Linked DNA regions of Homo sapiens: all the other regions are linked to region 2. A link is a loop called in an ENCODE intact Hi-C map of the cell type or tissue named here. Cell type or tissue: Calu3. All regions are shown on one strand.

Evidence for each region. Peaks named below come from ENCODE experiments on the same cell type or tissue, not always from the same donor. Only the 100,000 strongest peaks of a DNase experiment are listed, where the experiment ranks them.
Region 1: it touches region 2 in a loop (12-fold over the local background); 44 of 110 quality-filtered maps call a loop at or near these places.
Region 3: it touches region 2 in a loop (14-fold over the local background); 10 of 110 quality-filtered maps call a loop at or near these places.
Region 4: a loop joins it to region 2, with 12 times the contacts of the local background. A loop is called at or near these places in 40 of 110 quality-filtered maps.

Annotation. Positions count from the first base shown.
Region 1 is chr3:56,444,174-56,449,173 of GRCh38, forward strand. The region is part of intron 1 of ERC2 (ELKS/RAB6-interacting/CAST family member 2); the gene reads right to left. Among named protein-coding and RNA genes, the nearest start is that of ERC2, 22 kb to the right of the region's middle. In Calu3, a CTCF peak has its summit at 3,101 (motif pointing left); a DNase peak (open chromatin) is centred at 3,108.
Region 2 is chr3:56,337,898-56,342,897 of GRCh38, forward strand. All of the region lies in intron 2 of ERC2 (ELKS/RAB6-interacting/CAST family member 2), which reads right to left. Among named protein-coding and RNA genes, the nearest start is that of ERC2, 130 kb to the right of the region's middle. In Calu3, no CTCF peak of the experiment used is centred here; a DNase peak (open chromatin) is centred at 2,784.
Region 3 is chr3:56,545,004-56,550,003 of GRCh38, forward strand. No RefSeq gene overlaps it. Among named protein-coding and RNA genes, the nearest start is that of CCDC66, 9.7 kb to the right of the region's middle. In Calu3, no CTCF peak of the experiment used is centred here; no DNase peak of the experiment used is centred here.
Region 4 is chr3:56,492,704-56,497,703 of GRCh38, forward strand. No RefSeq gene overlaps it. Among named protein-coding and RNA genes, the nearest start is that of ERC2, 27 kb to the left of the region's middle. In Calu3, a CTCF peak has its summit at 2,192 (motif pointing left); a DNase peak (open chromatin) is centred at 2,168.

The DNA of each region.
Region 1 (5,000 bases), 110 kb after region 2:
TGTTAGCCAGGATGGTCTCGATCTCCTGACCTCGTGATCTGCTGGCCTTGGCTTCCCAAAGTGCTGGGATTACAGGCGTGAGCCACCACGCCCCGCCAATACCTGCCAATCTTATATGTTTGTGATGTGCAACTGTAAGAAGGGTAAATTATTAATTAGGTCAAACTGTGTACAGAAACAAATAAATGTTGCTGACATCAAAAAAAATTATAACACCAAAAAAATTAGTTGCGCAACACCCTTCACTTTAAAAGAAACTCATGAATAAAATTCAAAGTCCAAGGGTAAGTTCCGCTTATGGCTCAAACAAAATAAAATAAAAGATGGCTTTATGAACCTATAAGAATGCTTTCTCTAATTGCATAGGAATTCATAAATAAGATATACAGTCATCCACTCACTCTCTTAAAAGGCTTAAGGACTCTTGAACTATAAGCTCAGAAGGGAAAAAGCAGGGGAGAACCTTGATTCCTGTCTAACTCAAGTATCTCAGACTATCATGGTCTGGAACAGTCTATTTTAAGACAAAAGCACTTCCTGCTATCTGCTCTAAATTAGGTTAAGTTTATTTCCACAGATCTCCGCCTCAGCCCATCACCTGAGGCCTGCTGACAGACCGTGTGAGCTGAGATCATCAGTATCTCCCAAGATTTTGCCAACTTAAAATATCCTTTTTTTTCTAATCAGCATCCCTAACTTTTCCAAAATTCTGTGTCACAGACTACTAATTCTAAAAACCTTTCTAAAGGAAGACACAATGGAAAACAGATCTCAAACAAGCAGTGGCCACCCAGGAGCCAGATGTTACCTGCAGATGTGCTGTGTATAGCTAGCACAGTGTTGTTTAGAATTTCTATTAATAGTTGCCAACATAGAAAGATAGACAGTTCATATTAAAATCCAGATTCTGATGCTTCCTTAAAAATCTGAAAATCTGACAATGTCAGGCTCACCTTTCTACATGGCAATAACTGGTTGGAGCAACCAGCAGCTGCCCCTTCAAGAGAGGACATGTACCCTCCAGTTTGCCACAGTCTCCTCCACTCCCATTATCTTATATTCAGTCTGATTCCTTTCCTGCCTGCTTCCCCCAATAGGTATTTACATTTTTTACCACTCTACTCACATATAAGGTCTTAAACAATTCATTCTTTTACAATTCATTCTTTTACCACCCACTTCAAGTTCTTTACCAAATCTTATTAATTCTACCTCCAAAATTGCTCTTGAATCTTCTCCGTTGTTTCCACTCCTCTTGAACCAATGTGACTCTTGCATAAGCTACTTCATACCTCCTAAAGCTTCTCCTCTTATCGTCCTCTACTCTTATTTCCAAAATATCAGCTAAACTGTTTTAAGATACAATTACGATTATAAAATATCTCCCCTTACCCACTTAAAACCCTTTTAAAGCTTCCTATTGCTCTGTGGACAAAACCAAAACGCTTCCCATGGCCTGAGGCCCTGCAGGATCTGAGTACAGCCAACAGCCCCCGCCTCCCCTCTTGCCACTCTCTCCTTCAAAGACTCTGACAGGGTCTTCTTCCTGCTGCTCCAATGCATCAAGTCCCTTCCTGTCTCAGAGCCTTCACTCCTGCTGTTCTCTTTGCAGGGCTAATTCCTATTATTTCCTATTCCATCACTTACATGATAGTTTCAATAGCATACCCTCTACAAGATCTATCCCATTCAAATCAGGTCTCTCAGTTACATTCTCTCAAAGCGTAATGCTTTTTTTTTTTCATGATGTGAAAGACATGCTATCTTTTTTCTTTTTATAAGAGAAGCTGACTGGCCAAGGGTCATCTCAATGGCCCTCTTGTTTAGGTTAAAGTAGAGTTAGACTAGGTAGCCTGAATCCTCTGGTGAAGGTGTAAGGAAACCCTTCATAACCCAACTGAGGCTGTCCCTCCTCAGATCCCTGGTTTGGAAAATGTGAAATCTTGTAGGTGTCTTTATGCACAATGATCCGGGAACATTCACGGAGGGAAGTCACTGACACCCCAGTCTTAGGTGCCCAGGATTCAGAGTAAGTGAGATCTATGGGAAGGAATTAGCATAGCTCCACCAGACTTAGAGTTCCCAGAAATTAAATAATTACTTCAAGATAGAAGTCCAGGCTGGTGATTGGGACTCAGGACATGTGACCCAGTAGCCATGGAGAAGCCCCTATTGACAAAGTGTGTGGGTAAGGCTAGAAGCTTCTGGAGACCTCGCATGCTGTATGGAGCCTGTACAGTGGGGCACAAAACTGTGCACAGGGTTGTAACTCATGAGGAAGGCTATATGTCCTAGTTGGGGTTCCCCACCGGCAGATGCTGAGACAAGGATGTGGGTGTAGGAGGTTCATTTATAAGGTATTCCCAGAAAGTACTGAGAGGACAATTTGGAACTAAAACAAGGAAGTCAAGGAAGTCAATAGAGGGCGCATTTTCTTCTTTTTTTTTTTTTCTTTCTTTTTTTTTTTTTTGAGACGGGGTCTCCCTCTGACTCCCAGACTGGAGGGCACTGGCACAATCTCGGCTCACTGCACCCTCCAACTCCCAGGTTCACGCCATTCTCCTGCCTCAGCCTCCCGAGTAGCTGGGATTACAGGCGCGCATCACCACACCCGGCTAATTTTTGTATTTTGGGGTAGGGACAGAGTTTCACCATGTTAGCCAGGCTGGTCTCGAACTCCTGACCTCAAGTGATCCTCCGGCCTCAGCCTCCCAAAGTGCTGGGATTACAGGCGTGAGCCACCACACCCGGCCGAGAGTGCATTTTCAAGAAGGTTTCTGCTGCAAGCAACTGGAAAGAGCTTCGAGAAACAGTGGAGAACCGGCCTCATAGGTGCGCCTCCGGAAGGGCAAGAAACTCCATCATGGGCTGAGGGATGCTCCCTGGCACTCCCAAGTGAAGCCAAAGAGAAAGCCCTCATGTTCCCATACAGGCCATGAGTGCTGAGGAGATGCGGGTGGGGCACCAATAGCATCCGCTACACCCCCACATGGCACACTGTGTCTGAGCTTGGCCACGGGGGACTGGGTTGGCCTTCCCTTGCAGGACCACAGAGTGGGGACCACAGAGGGCACGCACAGCATCTTTCAGTCCGAGGGAGAACAGCCTCAACAGCGACACCTTGTGGCATCAAGATGTAATCATGTGATGGGCTGGTCGGACAGATTGATTTCCAGATTTGGATGTGGGATTTATATCCATATCCCGCTCGCTCTGGGGCTGTGTAAGCCCGAAGCAGCGGGGAGGAGAGGAAAGAGAGGGAGACGAGAAGTGGGGAAGGTTGGGAAGGCGGTCTAGTGGAGAGATTCGGAACTTCCAGCTAAACTGGCACATGGGTTCCAGCATTTTGGATTTAATTTGGACAAATGAAACTGGGAGCAAGGGTTGTTTATTTGCAATATATTGTAATATACTAATCTTAGTATATCTGTTACAATATTTATAAAATATAGAGATTATATTATTTACATTTAATATTTAATTTTAATATATTCTCTTTTCATTTATTTTTATAAACTTTATTAAAGCAGAACATATACATGATGAAGGTAGACCTTAATTGCACACGTTAATTGATTTTTTTTTTTGAGACAGAGTCTCGCTCTGCCACCCAGGCTGGAGTGCAGTGGTGTGATCTCGGCTCACTGCAACCTCTGCCTCCTGAGTTCAAGCGATTCTCCTGCCTCAGCCTCTCGAGTAGCTGCGATTACAGGTGCCCACCACCAAGCCCAGGGAATTTTTGTATTTTTAGTACAGATGGGGCTTTGACATTTTGTTCAGGCTGGTCTCGAACTCCTGACCTCAAGTGATCCACCCGCCTCGGCCTCCCAAAGTGCTAGGATTACAGGTGTGAGCCACTATGCCCAGCCTGCACCGGTTAATTTTTATATAGTGAGCACACCTGTGTTACCACTGTCTAGACCAAGACTTAGAACATTATCAGCATCCCCAAAGCCTCTCTCATGTCCAGTAATCCGTATATGACCCAAAAGCACTTCCATACCTTAGAATTTCATATTAATATGTGCAATTCCTTGTTGGGGTCTCTCTTCCCTCCTATTATAAACCCCTACACTGCAACCCAGGTTTTTACATTGGTGCTAACACTCTTAGAGCCCATGGCAAGAGTACAAATGGATGCCCAGATACCATGTGCCTATACATTTAAAGTTATAAACTGAGCTAACAAACTGGTAAACAAAATACATTCTACCTTCCTACCTTGAATACAGAGATGGGGAAGGTGAGATCTGAATTTTGAACTTAGAATACTTAGACTCCTCAGAATTCCACCAAAACATTGTGGCCGGAGGAAGGCCTGCCCCCCACACCTCCGCCAACACCCTTTCTCCCCACCTCTGGCCCAACCATACCCCACGGGCCTCATACACATGAACTCTGCAGCATGCAAGCTAGGCTTGCTCCAGCTATACCAGGGGTCCACAGGCTTTCTCTGTAAAAGGCCAAACAGTACACATTTTAGGTTTTGTGGGCCACTTGATCTCTGTCATAACTACTCAACTCTGCCATTTCAGCCCAAAAGCAGCCGTAGACAATTTGAAACCAAATAGGCATGGCTGTGTTCCAGTAAAATTTTATTTATAAAAACAAGTGGTAGTTGGCCGGGCGCGGTGGCTCACACCTGTAATTCCAGCACTTTGGGAGGCCAAGGCAGGTGGATCACAAGGTCAGGAGATCGAGACCATCCTGATTAACACGGTGAAACCCCATCTCTACAAAAAATACAAAACATTAGCCAGGCGTGGTGGCAGGCGCCTGTAGTCCCAGCTACTCGGGAGGCTGAGGCAGGAGAATGGCGTGAACCCAGGAGGCAGAGCTTGCAGTCAGCCGAGATTGTGCCACTGCACTCCAGCCTGGGCAACAGAGCGAGACTCCATCTCAAAAAAAAAAAAAAAAAAGTGGTAGTTGGATTTGGCCCACAGGTAGTAGTTTGCTGACACCTGATCTGTAACGTCACACATATGTGCCCCTCCACAACC
Region 2 (5,000 bases):
TTTATATGATAGAATACCAACCACATGGTGCAAAAAATTAATAGATCATGGCTACATTCAACAAAAGGGACAAATCTCACAAATCCAATGCTAAATGAAGGAAGCCAGACACAAATGAATATGACTAGATGGTTACATTTGTATAAAGTTGAAAAACAAGCAAATTAACTCTAGCATTTAAGAATGCATACTTAGGTGGTAAAAGAATAAAGAAAAACAAGGAAGATTACCATGAAGTCAGAGTAACAGTTAGCTTTGAGGGGAGGTAGGGGGTTGTGACAGGAAAGGAGAACACAGAAGACTTTTAGGTTGTTTCCTTACTTCGTGATGGTTACATGTGTATTGTATTGATTCATTATGCTGTACATTTATGTTTTGTATACTTCCTATATCTGTGTGATATCTCACAATAACAAAGCAACTCTTAAATCACTCCTGCCTGCCTCATCTAATCCAGGCCCTCTTTTCAGGAACGTCAGAGAACTGTGGTCTATGCAGTTAGCTCTGCCTTTCTGTACCGCCTGTCTACTTGAGCCAAAATCCTGGTGGGGGATGAGAGACAGGAAGGATACAGAAGAGGTGAGAAGATGGGCCTGCCACCTGCAATTGCCTTCATAGAACTGTCTAACCTTTCCATCCCAGTCTCAAGGGATACTCCCAGGGTCAGCCCCTGTCTTTTATCATGTCACTTTTGAGACATGAAAACAAAGAAGAGTGAGTGAAGACGCCTATAATTAGCACAAGCAAGAAATGAAGGACACAAGGAGAAATGCCACATTAACCACTCATTCAACATATACAAAGTGCCAGGATACAGTGACTGTTCTGAGGGGGGAATATGACCCAATCAGGGCCAAAGTCCTTCCTTAAAATCCACACTGGGACATTTAGGGAGAGAAGCACTTTCTCCCTAAGGCTGTCAGGCCACAAAAATGAGTCTGGACTTCAGGAGGCCACTTTTACCAGCCATGTGGAGGAAGCATGTCTGCAAATGAACAAAATAAAGCTGACAGAAGAGGGCAAAAGGGCTGAGAGTTGGACAGAGATAAGACAAGTGCCTGAGAATGGTGCCTTGCATCAAGAGTAGCAAAGGCCAGCAAAGGTAGGGAGAGGGTTTCAATAGCCTCGAGTCCCCAGTTCCACCTCTGATGTCTTGATTTCTACAACTTAGCCTCAGTTCTGTCCCTCCCAGCTATGGGAGACAACATGGGTCATATCTCGTGCTCAATTCTAATAAGAGAAAAGTTAATAACATGCAAGTCTTTCTCTTAAGGGAGCCGCAATTGAATCAGGAAAATAGAAGTAACAACAGATCATCACACAGCATATGGGAGTGCGCCATCATACAGAAGTGGCGCACCTTAACCAGACTAGAGGATGAGAGGGAAGTGTTAGGGAAGAGTTTCTGAGGAGGTGAACTATGGAATGCTTTGGTTTCATCAGGGGAAAGAGAAGTGTAAGGGTAGTCAAGGCAACAGGGGCAGCTTGTGTTAAGGTGGGGAGGTATGAAGGGAACTGGGAGGAAGGACACTCAGAATACTTTGGCACTGCTGAAGTGCGGTGTGGCTGGCAGGAGAAGCCAGGGAGACTGGTCATAAAGGAGCTGAGAGGCACTTAAAGGCCTCTGACTTCACATAGGCAAAGGGAGCCTTTGAAAAGCTTTAATCAAGAGAAAGATTTAATCAGGGGTCCAATTTCCCTTTTAAAAAGATCAAGGAGATGTTTCCTAAGTCCAATGTCTGGCAACAGGAAGACATGTCTCTCTCTCTCCCTCTCCCTCTTCCCACCCCTGTCCTTACTCCACCCTCTCTCCAGCACCCTGAATCTCTGAAACTCCCTTCTGCCCCGCAACTTTCATTTCCTGAATTTCCCACCCTATGGTATAAACAATAGGGACAACACCAGCTAATGACAAGAGCAACAGACCAGTGGTCTTGAAAGCTGGATCTAATCCTGCTCTCCCACTACCAGGCCTTGGACCCAGGCCAAGCCACCACAGCCTCCGGGCTCATCTGCACGGACAAAACGAGGATAACAAGATTAGTCTACATACCTCAGAGGTGCTATGAGAAGTGTGTGAAAGTGAGTCAAAATCACAACCCCAAGATATTGATAAAAGTGACATCCTGATGCAAATAGCATCACAAAGCATACTTTATTTGTTCTCTTATTAATTATAAGTAATTAAATCCTATGATTTGGTAAATATATACACAGTATCCATGTTTTGTTTAAAATAAGTTAACATGGATTTCTCATATCTGAACATGCCCAATATTATTTTGGGAGTAATCTGTTTTGACTTTATTATATTATCTCTGATAAGGACAGCATTAAATACTATCATTAAAATGATATATCCTGATAGATACCTAGTATTTAGCTTAAAATTAAATAAAGATAACAATGTTAAAATGTGTTTAAAACACAGGCTTAAAAAATGAATGCAGACACCCAGACAAGTTTCCCACCAGTGATAAAGCACTTGTACCTCAGCAGGGTATCAAAATCCCTTAAGATAAAGGCAGGTGTTTCCTGAAATTAGGTAGCAATATTGCTTCTAAGATGAAGCTGTGCAAACCTAGTGGGAGAGAATCATTGAGGGTGTGTGTGTGTTTGTGTGTGAGAGAGAGAGAGAGAGTGAATGTGTGTGTGTGTGTGTGTGTGTGTGTGTGTGTGTGTTTAATCTCACTAATTTACAGAGCATATTTTTAAGCATTATTAGCAGCCTTGGGGCAAGTTTTCTTTTAACAGCATGCATAATCGTCTGACAATTGCCCACAAGGTGGCACCAAACTCGTGCCCTGAGGACAACCAAGGAAACTTTTTAATAGTAAAACAGATGCTCCAAATACTCAACAGACATCTTCCTTTATAGCTTATCCTCAACAATGAGCCAGATTTATAGTTATAAGTATCTCCTTCTCTCTATATGGTGCAAAAATTAAAACCTATTGCTGCCTACAAGAAAACAGTAAAAGGAGAAAGACCTCCTCCCAAGATAGACCTGTGCTACTTCTGAGCAGTTTTCAAAAGAAAAAAAAAGTATCTAAGTCCTAAAAATAAATGTTCCACTTCTTTGGGGGGGAAAAAATCCTGAAACTAATTTAGCTCACTGAATGGTACCCAGAAGTTGATCCTTCTTCCTCTGTTTTAAATTTTATCTTATTGAGCTTAGATGAGTCGGTGTAAATCTTTAAAGAACTGACTGTTATTTAAAAATTAAAACAGATTTGCAATTAATACTTAATGTGACAGGTCATGGTTATTTTAAAGGGATGAGATCTATTATTGGAGACTGTCTCCTTCCTGCCCCCTCCACCTTCCTCCATCTTACAAAGGCTATTCTAAGGTGAACTGGTTGGGGCTGGAGTAGAGCTCTGGAAACCTATAATAAAAGTCATTCTGGGAACAGACACAATGTATCACTGTTGGCTTAGGAGATATTCTGCCAATTAAAAACAGGGCACTGGGACCTGAGCCCCTGGGAGCCAAGCCTTCCATTTTGAAGAAGCAGAAGTTATGCAGAGCAATAGAGAATCCTCAAAGGGTCCAGCTTCCTGTTAGCATGAGAGACAGAACTACCTGTTGGGATGAAAGGTTTATTTGTCCCCATTTGCAACACCCACCACAGATAAGAATGACCCTCTGTGAATGGCTTGAGTCATGAGCTTGCCAATCTTTTAGGGGCAAAAAAAAAAAACTAAAAGAAAAGAACCAGATATATCAGTCCATTCTGAGACCCCCAAGCTCTCTATCACCAGATATCATCCCACTGTGCCCAGAAGCCCCAGTAATCCTGTTAGCAATTCCTGAGTCATTCATTCAGCCTCCAGAACATTGCTTTCCCAAGGAAAGACCCCTCATTGCAACTACTTGGCTTCTAATTATTGGTGATCCCTGAAAACACAGGGTAAACCTTTTATTTCTGTTTCCTAAGCAGGGCATCACCTACCTCTGGACCACATGCAGGATTCGAGATCTCAGGGAAGGGCATCCTGGGAGGCTTATGAAGGTATTTTCTGTAGCCCATGCTGCCCACCAAGCCAGACACTCCTGCAGGCTGGCTGGAGAGGCAGGGTGCCAAAGGGAAGCAAGCATGTGGTCCTATTACCAATGATCTTAGAACCTGCTCATTTATCACTCTGCATTCTGCAAACCTGCAGTGGCAACCCTCCCACCCTGCCTCTCCCTTCATGTGAGGAACATAGAATCCAGCTTTTCAGGCAACTCTCTTTCCAGCAGTCTGAGGCTGGGAGTAACCCAGCAGAAATTTTAGCTCAAATGTCCCAGACCATTTTATAAATGCTGCACAAGCCCCTTCTTACTCTGGTTTCAAACCAAGAATACTACTTATTGCCATCACAGAACTCAGAATAAATTCATACAATGAAATACTGTGATCACAAAAACACGTAACACTTCATTCACTAAGTTATGCCAGTAAATTCACTAAGTAATTTCAGTGTTAGATTCCATAATAACAAATATCCCTAGTGATACAGCTTTTGATTTAAATAGGTAGGAAATTACCATTCATCAGACATTTGCCATATGCCAGCTATTCGGCTAAGCACTTCAATTTCCATTTGAAAATTGACCATAACCACAGACTTCTGAAGAACCCATGTCAAATCCTTGAGTGTGCTCCTATATAGCATTCAACACACATTTTTATCACCAGAGTGTACCAGGATGGACACAGAAATGAAACAGTCTAGCCCTGCTCTCAGAGGACTAACACTTCAGTAGGGAAGGAGAACTGTCACATGATTCTGCCAGGTGTGTGTCAGGCACTGCCGAGGAGAGAGTGATTACTCATTCATATATTCTAGACCTCACCCTTTTTGGAACAATTTTTAATTGAAGAAAGAGGAATACAATGGAATATAAAACCGAATAGAGTGGAGTAGAGAGAAGTCATTAAGAATCTGAGAAATGATGGTCTGTGGGATGAGAAAATGATCCCTCCTACAAGGCTTGTCTTTTAGCTCATGGAA
Region 3 (5,000 bases), 210 kb after region 2:
TTAGACTTCAGAGATAGACTTTTTTTCTTTTTTTTTTTTTTTTTGAGACAGAGTCTTGCTCTGTCACCCAGGCTGGAATGCAGTGGCACGATCTTGGCTCACTGCAACCTCTGCCACCCGGTTTCAAGCAATTCTCCTGCCTCAGCCTCCCAAGTAGCTGGGATTACAGGTGTGTGCCATCATGCCTGGCTAATTTTTGTATTTTTACTAGAGACAGGGTTTCAGTATCTTGGCCAGGCTGGTCTTGAACTCCTGACCTCGTGATCCACCCGTCTCAGCCTCCCAAAGTGCTGGGATTACAGGCGTGAGCCACCGCGCCCAGCCCGGTAGACTAATTTGACTCTACCATTACTCACCGTCTGACTTAATCAAGGTATTTTACTTCTCTAAGCCTCAGTTTTGTCTTCTGTAAGATGGAGAAAATACTAATATCTACAACAGAGTTTTCATTTGTTTAAGAATAGTTTGAGACACTTTTAAAATTCTTAGTTCTATGTCAAATATAACAAGTACTCAATAAACAGGAACTTATTTCAGTTTATTATTACTAAAACAATCAATCAATTGGTTATTTTGTTGTCTGTTCAAGAATATCATGATTACAATTTTTGTTTCTATCCAGTGAACCTCTGTAGAAATAAAGTTGGGGGCTGGGAGTGGTGGCTCGCCTCTGTAATCCCAACACTTTGGGAGGCCAAAGCAAGAAGATCACTTGAGCCCAAGAGTTTGATACCAACCCAGGAAACATAGTGAGACGCTGTCTCTACAAAAAATTAGAAAATTAGCCTGGCATGGTGACATATGCCTGTAGTCCCAGCTACACAGGAGGCTGAGTAGGAAGGATCACTTGATCCTGGGAGGTCAAAGCTGCAGTAAGCCATGATCATGCCACTTCATTTCAGCCTGGGTGACAGGGCTAGACCCTATCTCAAAAAGAAAGAAAGAAAGAAAGTTAGATAATTCTTGCTGTGATCTATTTTGTTATTTTGTAGTCTAGGAAAATTAATGACACTTTCAAAAATAGATGCATTCCCTTCCAACAGTACAACATAAAATACAAAATTAAACTGTCACAAAAGTCTTCCCAAAAGATTGAAAATTATATGATTTAATACTTTTAAGTATCTTTCTAAAGCGGCGCATTTTCAAATATTTCTAACATTGGGAGAAAAGCCCATCTGCTGAATCTTCTAGTTGAAGCAAGGAGTTTTCAGTTCTGTTGAGCCTTTCCCAGGGAACGATAGGAAAGGTGGGTGGACCCGAAGAGAAGATGGCTGTGTCCCCAGTGGGGAAGGAGTAAACAAGGCCTGTCACTAATTTCTGTGGAAATTCAGAGTCAATAAAGCTGAACACTGGTGAGCAAAATGAGACAGAAGTGGAGTTTCAGAATGGGAAAGAGGAAAGAAAGAAAGAAGAAACAATCAGGGCCTAACAAGGGGCAGCATATCGGAGACACATTTTTCCAAAGGCTGGGAAAGAAGGATGTCTGGTGACAGGTGTTTTTCCACATTCTGTAGAAGGGCAGAGAAAGAGAGAGAATACATACAAGAGGAGAATAATGAGATTGGCACCTGGAAATCCTCAAGAACAGGCATCTGTAGTAATAGTGTGAACACATTTTCACATTTAACTCTCCAAAAACCCTAAATGCCAAATTCTAATATTATCCCCATTTTATGGGGAAAGAAACTGAGACTTAGAGAGGCCAATGAACTTCCCCCGGACCACACAGCAAAGTTAGCAGCAAGTCAGGAATTTGAATCTGGGTCTATTTAATCAGAGCCTGCATTCTTCTCCACCTTGCTGTACTACTAGCTCTTGGTAATGCGAGGAAAGCAGGAGATTCAAAGGAATTTAGGAAAGCAGTGGGGGAATGTGAAGAAAAGGTACTGGCAAAACTTCATACCTCTAGTTCTTAAGTAAAAATTTATTTAAATTTTTCTTTGTGTGTGTTTTTTTTTTAAGCCTTGGCAAAAATGTTATCTTATACCACAGTAATAAAGCATGAGATTCTTGGCCAGGTGTGGTGGCTCACACCTATAATCCCAGCACTCTGGGAGGCCAAGGTGGGCAGATCACCTGAGGCCAGGAGTTTGAGACCAGCCTGGCCAACATGGTGAAACCCCGTCTCTACTAAAAATACAAAAATTAGCCAGACATGGTAACGCATGCCCATAATCCCAGCTGCTCAGGGGCTGAGGCATGAGAATAGCTTGAACCCAGGAGGCGAAGGTTGCAGTGAGCCAAGACCACATCACTGCACTCCAGCCTGGGCAACAGAGTGAGACTCCATCTCAAAAAAAAACAAAGAAAAGAAAAGAAAAGAAATAAATAAATAAAATGTGAAGATTCTTAAGTAATTTTATGTAAGGGGGCTTATTTGCAAAAGTCAAACTTCAAGTACTAGTTTATACAATTACTCAAATATTGTGAAAATCTCTTTGGAGATGATGATTCCTATTTCTGCTTAAGAATTAGCTTTAGATTTATTAAGGAAGTATTTTTTAATAAGCTTAATATAATCAGAAAATGTGTCTCTAAGTCTTCAGGAAGAGAGTCATGATTTTCTAGAATTTTATATTTTCTGTGTTAACCATTTAAAACCATGATTATTCAACTAAAATAAATCTCATCTGTTAAAACGTCCATATGGTATTGTTGTATATAAAGCTGGACCCACACTGCCATCTGCTGTGTCAAGATTAGGTTTAACATCACCCACATAAACCGGGTTTAAGAAATGCAAAAAAATTATATTGAAAACCCGTATTACTTTGCTTCTTGGAAAATGAATGCAGGGGAAAATAAGTACTAGCAGTTATTTATTTCAACTTGTATTAGCAGTGTGGGGAGAAATTGTATGTGTTTGTGTGTTTTAACATGACATATTTCAGGGACACAAAAATGAATAGAGAATAATATAACAAAATTTATGTTTCCACCATCTTTACTAAAAAATGAATATTACCAATGCCATTGATACTTGCTGGGTTTGTCTCCCTGGTCTCATTGTCACCACTCCCACCCAAGGAAATTACCCTCATGGTTGTCATGTTTATCACTGGGAAAGCCTTTCACAGGCAAATATGCACATCTAATAGGTAAATGTGTTCACCTTTTACTTCTGTGTGCTTTACTAAGGTTGACCAGTGAAGAAGTTTCTATGCTAGCAACTTCACCCTGGAAAATTAGTGGAGAGAGCTCTATTCCAAAACAGTCCTGTTATTCCCAGGAGGATTTTTTCCCAAATTTAAGATTCAGAGATGCCCAGATGATCTCTCCTTGGTTGCCGCTAAGTGATTGGTGTTCCCTTTCTTTGGTATGTCTATGGTAATATGTAAATTATAAGCCCCCATTGTCACATTACAGGTTCATGTGGGGAGAAAAGTATTCTACATAAAGGGAAAGCTGAAGAAGAGACACAGAAATGAGAGAGGATAGTAAGTATATTTGGGGAAGAGTAAGTAGACTGTCACAGCTGGAGCATCAGGGGATACGGGACATAAAGATGGATTTCTAGGGCCTACAAAAGCCACTGTGCCATTGACAGAATGAAGGGAAATGGAACCACAAGAGTCATGTTGGGAAAGGACAGTACAATGTAGCATTGCCTCTGCTGCATTCGAGGTGATTCCACACAGCCATGCGAGAACTGGCAGCTGCAACAGGAGACTGCATAGGTGAGGAGAGAAGTAGAAACTGGGAGTTTCAGACCCACCCTTACAATCCCTACAGAAATAAGAGTTCAAGGGAGGTAAGAGAGAGGTTGAGCAGTCAGAAGTAGGGCCTGGGAGAAGAGCAGGGGCCATGGATGCTAGAAAACAAAACTGGGGAGTCAGTCATGAGATGCAGCAGTATATCCCTCTACAAACGATGAAAATGCTCTTACTGCAATTCTCCCCAGTATCTGACCACTCTAGCTAACTATAACTTAAACCTCTTTCTTTTGGTCTTATCATGTAACTGCCCTTCTAATAATGAACCTGAATAGAGACAATTCCAGGAGGAAAAATATTGAGCCAGAGACACCACACCATCTGCAATCCAGTTCCCCATCTCCTTCAACACTTTTATGTAAGAATGAACTAGTTTAAGTCCAGACACGGTGGCTCACGCCTGTAATCCCAGCACTTTGGGAGGCCAAGGTGGGAGGATCACCTGAGGTCAGGAGTTTGAGGCCATCCTGGCTAACACGGTGAAACCCCATCTCTACTAAAAATACAAAAATTAGCCAGGCGTGGTGGTGGGTGCCTGTAATCCCAGCTACTCAGGAGGCTGAGGCAGGAGAATCACTTGAACCCAAGAGGTTGCAGTAAACAGAGATCATGCCATTGCCCTCCAGTCTGGGTGACAAGAGTGAAACTCCGTCTCAAAAAAAAAATAAACTACTTTAAATGTATATCAGGCAGGCTAGAAAGAAAACAGAAGATAGCGCCACAGAGGAGCCTGCAAGGTCTAGGTTAAAGGACCCCAGAGAAAGCCATCTCAGATGGTATTGCTAAACAGAAATCTTAGACATATTGGTGACAGACTGCATCTTTCTGAGTCGGGTTTCTGTGCATGAGGTGGTATGTGTGTGTGGGTGGTGCAAGAAATGGGAGACAAGGAAAGCTGGAGAACTCCAAGCCATTCAAAACTCAAAAGCAAATCCCATAATTTGTTCATCTCTATAGATTTCAATTAGAGCTACGGTCTCAACTCTTGTTGGGTACTGTACTGGAAAGGAGGGGTGCTTCATGGAACAAGTACAGTCATATGTCCCTTAATGATGGGAATACATTCTGAGAAATGCCTTTTAGGTGATTTTGTCATTGTGTGAACATCATAGAGTGTACTTACACAAACTTAGATGACACAGCCTGTTGCACGCCTAGGCTATCTTGTATCACTATTGCTCTGACCACCACCGTATATGAGGGTCGTCGTTGACTGAAATGTGGTTATGTGGCACATGACTGTATATGCATTAGTTGTATTATTACTTTAACAAATTACCACAA
Region 4 (5,000 bases), 150 kb after region 2:
CCACATAGCTGGGATTACAGGCATGAGCCACCACACTCGGCTAATTTTTCTATTTTTAGTAGAGACAGGGTTTCACCATGTTGTTCAGGCTGGTCTCGAACTCCCGACCTCAGGTGATCTGCCCACCTCAGCCACCTAAAGTGCTGGGATTACAAGCATGAGCCACCATGCCTGGCCCCATCTCACTTTTAAAAAATATTCTAATAAAGTCCTTGGCTGGCAACCAGAAGGATAAAATAAAAAGAATCAAATTATCTAGTGGTGTTAAATATAAAACGGAAAGGAATAAAAATTTAAAAGGATACAGACACAGGGAATAGTAATATTCCCTGCCTCAATATTTTGGTTTACACAGTTCCTTTTTATCTTTTTAAAAGTATAAATAGTACATGCCTATTGTATGATACAAATGTGTACCAAACAGTGAAAAGGCCCTCCACTTTCCCCTGGTAGATCAGTCTTTCAATAAAACCTAATGTTAATACTTTAGTGTATGGCCTTCTAGATTCTTCTGTGCATACATCTACAAATGTATTTGCCTCAATAGATTATACTATGCATACCATTCTCTGCCCTATATTTTTTAATCCAACAAAATATTGTGGATATGTTTCCTTGCCTATTCATATAAATCAATGTTCTGAATGACTGCATAGTAATTGCTGAACCACAACTTATCTCCTACTGATAACATTTACATTGGTTCTAATTTTTTTACCATAACATCAGTGGTATAATTTCTGCATGATTGTAATAAAAAGATGCTTCATATTTATTTATACTTCTTTAAGTTAAATTTCTAACATAGTTTTGCCGGGTCAAAAAGAATACCCAGGTCAGACACAGTGGCTCACACCTGTAATCTCAGCACTTTGGGAGACAGAGGTGAGAGGATCACTTGAGCCCAGGAGTTTGAGACCAGCCTGGGCAACATGGCAAGACCCCATATCTTAAAAAAAAAAAAAATGGCTGGGTGTGGTGGCACATGCCTGTAGTCCCAGCTGCTTGGGAAACTGAGATGGGAGGATTCCTTGAACCCAGGAGGTCAAGGCTGCAGTGAGCTGTGATTGCACCACTGCACTCCAGCCTGGGTGACAAAGTGAGGCTCTGTATTAAAAAAAAAAAAACAAGAATACCTATTGATATTTTGATAGATTCTGCCAAATTGCCCTCTAAAAGGTTGCAACAATTAAAACCCTCAGGAGTAATATACATCCATACTTATTTGCCCAATCCTTCAGAAAATTTGGGCAACGTAGATAATTTTCATTTTTATAGATTTCTTATTTTTACATTTGAATGTATAATCTTTTATAAAATAGTAAGATGAAGAGATGAAGGGCCTTGCTATTGTTTACAAACTATGTGACAACAGACTTTAAAGTTTAGGTTTTTTAAGTTAATTCAGGCAATAAATCTTTAAAACAAAAAAAAAAATCTCAGGCCAGGTGCAGTGGATCATGCCTGTAATCCCAGCACTTTGGGAGGCTGAGGAAGGAGGATCACTTGAGGCCAGTAGTTTGAGGCCAGCCTGGGAAACACAGTGAGACCCCATTTCTATAAAAAAGATTTTAAAGATTAGCCAAGTATGGTGATGCATGCCTGTAGTCTTAGCCACCCAGGAGGCTGAGGCAGGAGGATAGCTTGAGCCTAGGAGTTGGAGGCTGCAGTAAACTGTGATTGTGCTACTGGACTCCAGCCTGGGTGACAGAGTGGGACCTTGTATCTTAAAAAAAAGAAGTTAAAAACAAACAATAAAAAACATATTATCTTCTCTTCCTAGACCACATCCTTTCGCAACCATTTGAGAACTAGGTAAAAATTATCAGTCTCTATTGCTAGCTGAAGCTTTCACCTTGACTGGGCTTCCACCATCACCAGGTTTGATTGCAAAGTGTCATTTCTTTTCTTGGGTGAGAAGCATATCAAAATACTATCACTTGCTTACCCTGCCCCGACATGCTAGGTTTGATTCATGTTGGAATAATAGAAAGGACTAAAGAATTCAGAGCAGTTCTGTACTCTCGCCTGACACCTAACACCAATCGGTTTCCAGCCCACAGAGCTGTGCAGTGGAATCTCCAAGGCACATTCTAGATTCCCTAGTGTCACTCCAGTGAGCAACCTTTCTACACACTTCAGCACCTGGACAGCTCTCTTGGCACCACCTCTAGAGGGCATGGTAAGCCGCTTTGTTGAGCCCTCTAGTGGTTGCTTTAGTTATTGCACAACTGTTTTTAAAATTTCAGGTGTACCTCGGAGATATTGCAGGTTGGGTTCCAGACAACCACAGTAAAGCTAGTATCAGAATAGCTCTGGTTCTGCAGTGCATATAAAAGTTATATTTGCACTGTACTGTAGTCTATTAAGCGTGCAATAACATTAGGTCAAAAAACAATGTACTGACTTGGCAAAGTGGCTCACACCTGTAATTCCAGCACTTTGGGAGACAAGGGTGGGAGGATCACTTGAGCCCAGGACTTTGACACTACTCTGGGCAACACAGTGAGAACTCATTTCTTTAAAAAAAAAAAAAAGATTAAAAATTAGCTGGACATGGTGCTGTGCATTTGTAGTCCCAGCTGCTCAGGAGGCTGAGGTAGGGGGATCACTTGAGCCTGGGAGATTGAGGCTGCAGTGAGCTATGATCATGCCACTGCATTCCTTCCTGGGCAACAGAGTGAGACCTTGTCTCCGGAAAAATGTACATACCTTAATTTAAAATATTTTATTGCTAAAAAATTGCTAATGATCATCTGAGCCTTTAGCAAGTCATAATATCTTTGCTGGTGAAGGTTCTTGCCTCAGTGTGGATGGCTGCTGACAGATCAGGGTGGGGGTTGCTGAAAGTTGGAGTGGCTGTGGAAATTTCTTTAAAAAAGACAACAATGAACTTTGTTGCATTGATTGATTTTTCCTTTCATGAAAGATTTATCTGTAGCATGTGATGCTGTTTGATAGCATTTTACCTACAGTAAACTTCTTTCAAAATTAAAGTTAATCCCCTCCAACCCTGCTGCTGCTTTATCAAATAAGTTTATGTAACATTCTAAATCCTTTTGTTGTCACTGCAACAATGTTCACAGCATCTTTGCCAGGAGTAGATTCCATCTCAAGAAACAAGTTTTTTTGCTCATCCATAAGAATCAACTCCTAAACCATTCAAGTTTTATCATGAGATTGCAGCAATTCAGTCAGACCTTCAGGCTCCACTTCTAATTCTAGTTCTCTTGCTAATTCCACCACATCTGCAATAACTTCCTCCATGGAAGTCTTAAACCCCTCAATGTCATTCACGAGGGCTGGAGTGAACTTCTTTCGAATTCCTGTTCATGTTGCTATTTTGGCCTCCTTCCATGAATCATAAATGTTCTTAATGACATCTAGAATCCTTTCCAGAGGATTTTCCATTTATTTTGCCCAGATCCATTGGAGAAATCATTATCTATGGCAACTATAGCTTTATGGAATGGATTTCTACAAATAATAAGGTTTGAAAGTCAAAATTACTCCTGGATCCATGGGCTACAGAATGGATATTGTATTATTAGCAGGCAGGAAAACATTAATCCCTTTGTACGTCTCTGTTGGGATTCACTCAGGATGGTGGCAGAAATATTAAAGGGAAATATTAGGGAAAGTTATAGGGAATAGTCACAAACCTCTCTGGAAGGCTGAAAGGTTACATAGCTTGTAATAATTGAACAGGCTGAAGGCTGCCGGTTCTTACCTTAGAGCATTAAGTCATAGGTTAAATACTAGGGACAATAGAGGCTTCCCCAGTTAAGTCTGTTTACCCTACCTCCATTAACTAACCTTTGAGCCAGATGGCCCTGGGGGGGTGGCGGGAGAGGTCTACCAGGAAAATTGCCCCCAATGGTATTTACTTTAGACCACAGTACCTGAGCTTTAATCATTCGTAGAACTACTCTCTTAACCATGTTAATTATCCACAAGTGTGTTGACTCAAAGCTTCCATTGTTAATTCTACACTAAATAAATGCCTGGAGTGCGAACCGTTCAGGGCAACACCTGCCATTCTTTACAGGACTCTTCTTGGAGTCTGTGAGTGGCCTCGGACCCTCAGCTGGACTGGCAAAGCAGAATATCTGTGTGTCAGTGTATGTTTATTCATCCGTCACCAAATCAGGGGTCTGCAGGAACAGACCCTCTGCAGCTAGTGCTCCCAAGAAAGGAGCGCTGCCTCACATCTCCATCACAGCTCATGGGTAACCAGATGCTTTGTGAATGAGTGGTAATATTTTGAAAGGAATATTTTTTTCTGAGCAACAGGTCTCAAGAGTGGGCTTAAAATATTCAGTAAACCATGTTATAAACAGATATGCCTTCATCCGGGCTTTGGTTTTCCATTTGTAGAGCACAGGCAGAGTAGATTTAGCTTAATTCTTAGGACTTTAGGGTTTTCAGAATGGTAAATAAGCATTGGCTTCAACTCAAAGTCACCAGCTGACTTAGCCCCTAACAAGAGAGTCAGCCTGTCCTTTGAAGCTCTGAAGCCAGGCATTGACTTCTCTTCTCTAGCTGTGAAATTTCTAGGGGGCATCTTCCTCCAATGGAAGTCTGTTTTGTCTACACTGAAAATCTGTTTTTTAGTGTAGCCACTTTCACAAATGATCTTAGCTAGATCTTCTAGAAAACTTGCTGCAGCTTCTCCATCACTTACAGTTTCACCTTTCACTTTCGTGTTATAGAAACAGCTTCTTTTCTTAAACCTCATTAGTCAAACTCCGTTGGTGTCAGACTTTTCTTCTACAGCTTCCTTACTTCTCTCAGCCTTCATAGAATTGAAGAGAGTTAGGGCCTTGCCCTGGATTAGGTTTTGGTTTAAGGAAATGTTGTGGCTGGTTTGATCTTCTATCCAGACCACTCAAACTCTCTCCATATCAGTGATAAGGCTGTTCACCCTCTTATTTATATGTTCACTGGAGTAACACTATTAATTTCCTTCAAGAACTTTTCCTTTGCATTCGCAACTTGGC